Linked DNA regions of Homo sapiens: region 2 is linked to region 1. A link is a loop called in an ENCODE intact Hi-C map of the cell type or tissue named here. Cell type or tissue: B cell. All regions are shown on one strand. Each heading gives the region's core, and the rest is flanking DNA. Links, peaks and the distances in the headings are about the cores only.

Region 1 (2,822 bases), core at 309-2,808:
TGGGGGTGATGACAGTACTATTTCTCATGAGGCTGTTATAAGAGCTGAGTAACTGAATGTATATAAAGACATCAGAGGAGTGGCTGACACATAAGTGCTTAATAAAGATTGGCCACCACTACCACCATCACCATCCTCTTCTTTAAGATACATTATCACCATCATAGTTAAGAAATGTTGCTCTACAGAAAAAAGCACGGTTTAGAACAGTGTGTGTAGTATGCAACCTTTGTGCAAAAATGCAAAAAAATAGGAACATATACTCATTTTTGTTTCCATAAACACGAGGGTCTCCTCAACAATACGCGAGAAACAAACAGTAGTTACTTATCAGTGTGATACGAGAGATAGGTAGGACTTCCAGCTTTCACTGTATGTTAATGTGTAGAAATAAATAAAACATTACATCCATGTGAGTATAGTACTTATTTTAAAATTATTTAAACAAAAACATCACTAGCATTTATGTTCAATTATAGAGTAAATGATATCAAAGTTGCTTTGAATACCATTTTAATCTATAAAATGACATATTAAGATGGTATTCAGCATGTTTTATATAAACAAATGTAAAAGAATCACTAGAAAAAGAAAATTAATGAATGCTCTCTAGTTTCATATTTTTAGGTGAACACAACAAAAGAGGAATCAATGTATATAAATTAGCTTATCTTCACCACTAGTGATTAAAGTATTAAGCACTACATAGTTTGAACCTAATCATAACCCTACTTTCTATTCAGTTTTCTTTCTTTGTTTTTTCCTACAGACACCAGCTCCTGTGAATCTTCCTGCCCCACCTGGCTATTCCAGATCATATCATTCAAGCAAACCTAATTTCTGCTTAATTTTTTTTTCTGGCTCCCAATGAGACCTTAGTAAATAACTGGTATAGCAGGATGTATACTCAGATTTATGAACAAGTATATTCTTTATGTCGCATTTTTTAAAAATTCAAAACTCTTAAAATCAGATAAAGGAAAGTTTTATGGACTATATCCCAAGATAGGAATTTAGACTTACTATATAAAAGGATATATTAAGATGGTATTCAAGAGACATAGGATTTTATCAATTTTTAAAAGCTTAATATAAGGAAAAAAGACACTGCTTTCTAATTTGCTTTCTAATTTTTTAAAAACAATTTTTTCAATCCTAAACATAACTTTACCTAAAAGTGGGTATAATTTCATTAACTTTTTCTTTATGTTTAATTAGCAACTAACTCCCATGCAGTAACTTTAATTTTGTCAACAATTTCAAATACATTTCTCTTTGCTGCCTCTAGATGGCACAATTACATTTAAGAAAAGGAAAAAGTCTTTGAAAATAAATAGAAAAAAAATCTTAGTACTACAGTATTTTAACTTTAAAGAATTGTGTATTACATTTTTTTAAGAGATTAAAAGTCTGAAAGATAAAAGAATAGCTTATTCCTTCCAGAAAAGGATTATACTAATTTAATAGTTTTGAAGAACAGCTAGGAAGTTCACAAATAGATGCTTTAAACTGGTATTAGACTAAATAAAAATAAAAGTTTCACATGGTGCAATATCACAGCGAAGGCTTATAAAATGCATTTTTGTGTATGTTTTGTGTTTCATTTATTTTGCTCAATTTTTTCTTGTTAACTTATAAATTTCTGACAATGTTGAATATTATTTCTCATCAGTACATCACAGTTTATTTTATATTCAAAACTGAATGAGAAAACACTTTCAAAATGGAAGAGAAAATGCCACATACTTTAACGCTTCATGCTTTAATTTAAAAGGTGGCAGTGGCTCATGCCTATAATCCCAGCACTTTCCGAGCTTGAGGCAGGCAGATCACTTGAGTCCAGGAGATCAAGACCAGCCTGGGAAACATGGCAAAACCCAGTCTCTACTAAAAATACAAAAATTAGCCGGGTTTGGTGGTGCCTGCCTGTAATCCCAGCTACTCAGGAGGATGAGGTAAGAGAATCACCTGAGCCTGGGAGGTAGAGGCTGCAGTGAGGCGAGATTGCACCACTGCACTCCAGCCTGGGCAACCTGAGTGAGACTCTGTCTCAAAAAAACAAAAAATAAATATAAGTTGACTACACAATAATAAAATGTGAACTTATAGAAACCAGACTCATGCTTACAGAAATCAAGACATCTTCCATTTACAAAGAGAATCAGAATCATAAACTGTCAACACTAAAGTTAATCCCAATTGAATAAAGGTCCTTTATATATACAAATATACAAATATAGCCGAGTCTATAAACATACATGTTTAAATATGTTGCTTGCACTTGTATAAAATGCTCAATTATGTCAATGAAAAGATAATCCCTTTACTCTGATAAATAATCTATTCACCTTTCTGCTTGCTTGACCTGTGTACCAGGTAAGGTATAAGTTGAATTGAAACAACAACAACAACAAAAAAAAACATACAAGAGTCAAAGAAAATTATTTATAATTCAGGTTTACTTCAAGATCATTTCTAGTGCTAAATGCTATTTTTTTAAGAAAAGAAAAATTCATGAAATGTAAAATATATCATGTTTCAAGGTATTTAGCACTTTGATAAAACATTTTCTAGAAAACAGATTTACAGCTGGAATCAGAAATAACATAGAAGTTCCTCACACCCAGAGTAACCTCAAACCATTTCTGGGAAATGTCTTTCACACTCGTCAGTAATTCCTTCCACCGTACTCTAAATATACTCCTTGATGTCAGTATTTATAATAATTACAATATAAAATAAGAACTAGCATGGTTTATTTCATAATTATCTGCTCAGACGTCAGATTCACTTAAAGACCTCATTAATAAAAACACTTGCTC
Region 2 (2,822 bases), core at 308-2,807, 2.0 Mb after region 1:
AGAATATTTATTATATATACATAAAAATAATAAGAATATTATTCATTATATGTCATTTTAATTAATAAAAAATTGTGTGGGCTTTTGTGAACTTGGAGCTGCCTTAAAAACCCTTAAATCTAAAGTGAGAAAACCTGAACTCAACAAGTGCAGCCACCATGGGAAGCTTCCTTAACTCCAGAGTTCCAGCTTCTTTGTTTCGTAAAATTCAATGATATTCCCCACCCCATAGAACTTGGCGTCTGAGGTTGAGTGAGCTGAAATAAAGTGTATTCCAGTTCTTCTAAGCAACAGAGGGCCATCCACATCTAAAGCTGTTATTACATTCGCTACATCAAGCGTTAACTAGTGTTCTAATTAAACACCATGGAATCTTCCAGCTCTCTGGCATTTATCTATGGGTAGAACAAATGTATACTGAAGTCCTACATGAGCCAGCCAAGCACTATGGCAGGTCCTGGAGATGCAATGAGAAGCAACACAGACATTCTCTTTGCCTTTATGTTCCATTATCAAGTCATTTTCTAAACACCGAGACACAAGTGTTAGACTCTAACAGACCTAATTCTAATTAGAGCTTTTAAAGGTGTTAGAACCCAGGCCAGGTATGAACCTAGCTACACTATCATTTACTTATGTGCCAAAGAGTTTGATCATACCCATTTCAAAGATCTATTCTAAAGATTAAGTAATTATACAAAAATGCCTGGAACATAGCAGGACCTCTATAAACATAGCTATTACCATTTTCATTATGAATCCCATTGTTTGCTGATTTAATTACCAACATACCCTCCACACATTTCTTTTCAAGTCACTTAACAGCAAATTTAATTTCACCAGACACACCTCAATGTCAGTCAATTCCTCATCTTTCACTATTTAGGAAATATTTTTGCTAATCATCTGCCAGAATTCTTGTTATTTTCAGAGTAACTTGTGTAGCTGTTATTCAGTTTTCACTCTTTGACACTCTTAGTAGATTCTTTGTTGGTTTCTTTTCTTCTCTGGGACAATAGTAAGGTGTCTAGGTTTCAAATACTTAGCTTCTATTCAAAAAGGAAAAAAAATACTTTTGGATAATGATTGTTTCCTTAGTGGTTAAAAACAGAGGGAAAAGAAGCAGGAGAGGGGGCTGGCACAAAGAGAGATGCTATGACACTTAGCATCTTCCAGAATTTTGGTCGTCTCTACTGAGAACATTTCCAGCAGATGAACACCAAAGAAAAAGGCACACAGGTCAGGACGCCATCTGTTGCTCAGTTGGAACAGACCATTCTGCTCAGAAACCACGGAAGTGTGATATTGCCCTTCACTTCCCACTCCCTGACCAACACAATTCCTAACAAATCTTCAAGTGTGTGTGTGTGTGTGTGTGTGTGTGTGTCTTATGCAACAACACAAACCCAGGAAACATCACACCCTAAACAAATAATCCCCTTCCCCTTAGCAGCATCCTAGATACACAAAGTATGCAATAGAATCCAAAGAACCCTACAATCCCGAAAAACACAGAGATGAAAAGGCTGCCCTCTCCCAATTTCAGCCTTGGAGAACTTCCTTAATGCCACAGCCGAACTATGTAATTGTGACCACACTTCCTTATGGCTGCAGTGCCACCTAGCGGCCAGGTGAGCTAGGGGCGCACTCATTCTCAGTCTGAAAAAGCAACTTTTATCTGCTGACTCTTCAATTCTTTCCAGAGAGGAACAGAAGTGGCTGGTGCACATGACGGCCAGAATTAGGAATCATCAGGGTTCTATCACATTCAAACTATTTCCTGATTATAATCACATCCAAATCACCCAGAAGAGACAAAAGAGGATAGAAAAATTCCTGCCAACTTTAGGTTTTCATGTCCAAATGCATCCTCATACAAACTCACAAACTAGCACAAATATTGAGTCTAAATCCAGGCAACCTTGTGTATTTTAAAGTCTTCAAGGCATGCAATTATATACATTAAATTATTTTCAAACAAAAAGAAAAGTGAAAAATAGGCTCTAAAGAACCAGTAATGAGATTCTTCTTTTCTCTTTTCCATAAACAGTTCTGTCAGTTGCTGACATTTCTGATGCCATCAGACACTTATAACTGGACTGCAACTTTATCTGCATAGAATAACCAAAAGCGTATGCACCTTTTACAGATGACAGCTTAAATAATGTAATTTGTTTGAGACTTAACGTGGGGATACACAACCTAATTCAGTTCATTTTAAACCCAAATTATTCTGGTTAATAGCCTGGTAAATCTCAGAACAGAAAGTGTGCACCGCTGCTAAGTATTCCATATTAAAAATAGTTTGTGATGGGATGTGCTTTTTTTAATTTAAAGTTTAATGTACATTAACATTTTTAGATGAAAAACTGACAATCTGAGAACAGTTCTAAATTCTCCTTTGATTATTTTTCCGGCGCGTTGAAGGCATGATATAGCTACATAAATAGGCTAACACTCTGGTTCTTTGGAAGATTAGTGTCTGTCCGATCGTATGCCCGTTTTTATAACTCTCTAGTGGGTTTTTAATGCAGAATGGATCATGTCCACACTCCCGGCTGGGATTCCAAGTCACAAAAGTCTTTCTTAATTTCTGATCCATACCTCCTGGTTGACTTACTCACTGTCCCCTGCTGAGATCCACCCTAGACTAAATTTTAAGCAGGCCAAGTTGATTCTTTCCTGCCCACACTTTCCACACAAGCCAGCAGCCCTCCCCTACCACTTGGCACATTCTCCAACCGATTCTTGCTGTTGAACCGGGGTAGCGTTCCCAGATGTCTTGGTCTGCTTGGGTTGCTATCACAGAAAACCTTAGACTG

Evidence for each region. A loop is a pair of places that touch in the nucleus more often than their neighbours do. Peaks named below come from ENCODE experiments on the same cell type or tissue, not always from the same donor. Only the 100,000 strongest peaks of a DNase experiment are listed, where the experiment ranks them.
Region 2: a loop joins it to region 1, with 10 times the contacts of the local background. A loop is called at or near these places in 7 of 110 quality-filtered maps.

What each region holds. Positions count from the first base shown.
Region 1 is chr4:22,409,548-22,412,369 of GRCh38, forward strand. All of the region lies in intron 14 of ADGRA3 (adhesion G protein-coupled receptor A3), which reads right to left. Among named protein-coding and RNA genes, the nearest start is that of MIR12115, 100 kb to the right of the region's middle. In B cell, for the core only: CTCF peaks have their summits at 1,302 (motif pointing right) and 1,504; no DNase peak of the experiment used is centred there.
Region 2 is chr4:24,417,996-24,420,817 of GRCh38, forward strand. It overlaps a transcript of PPARGC1A not described here. Among named protein-coding and RNA genes, the nearest start is that of MIR573, 100 kb to the right of the region's middle. In B cell, for the core only: CTCF peaks have their summits at 1,635 (motif pointing left) and 1,835; a DNase peak (open chromatin) is centred at 1,596; H3K27me3 peaks cover 332 bases.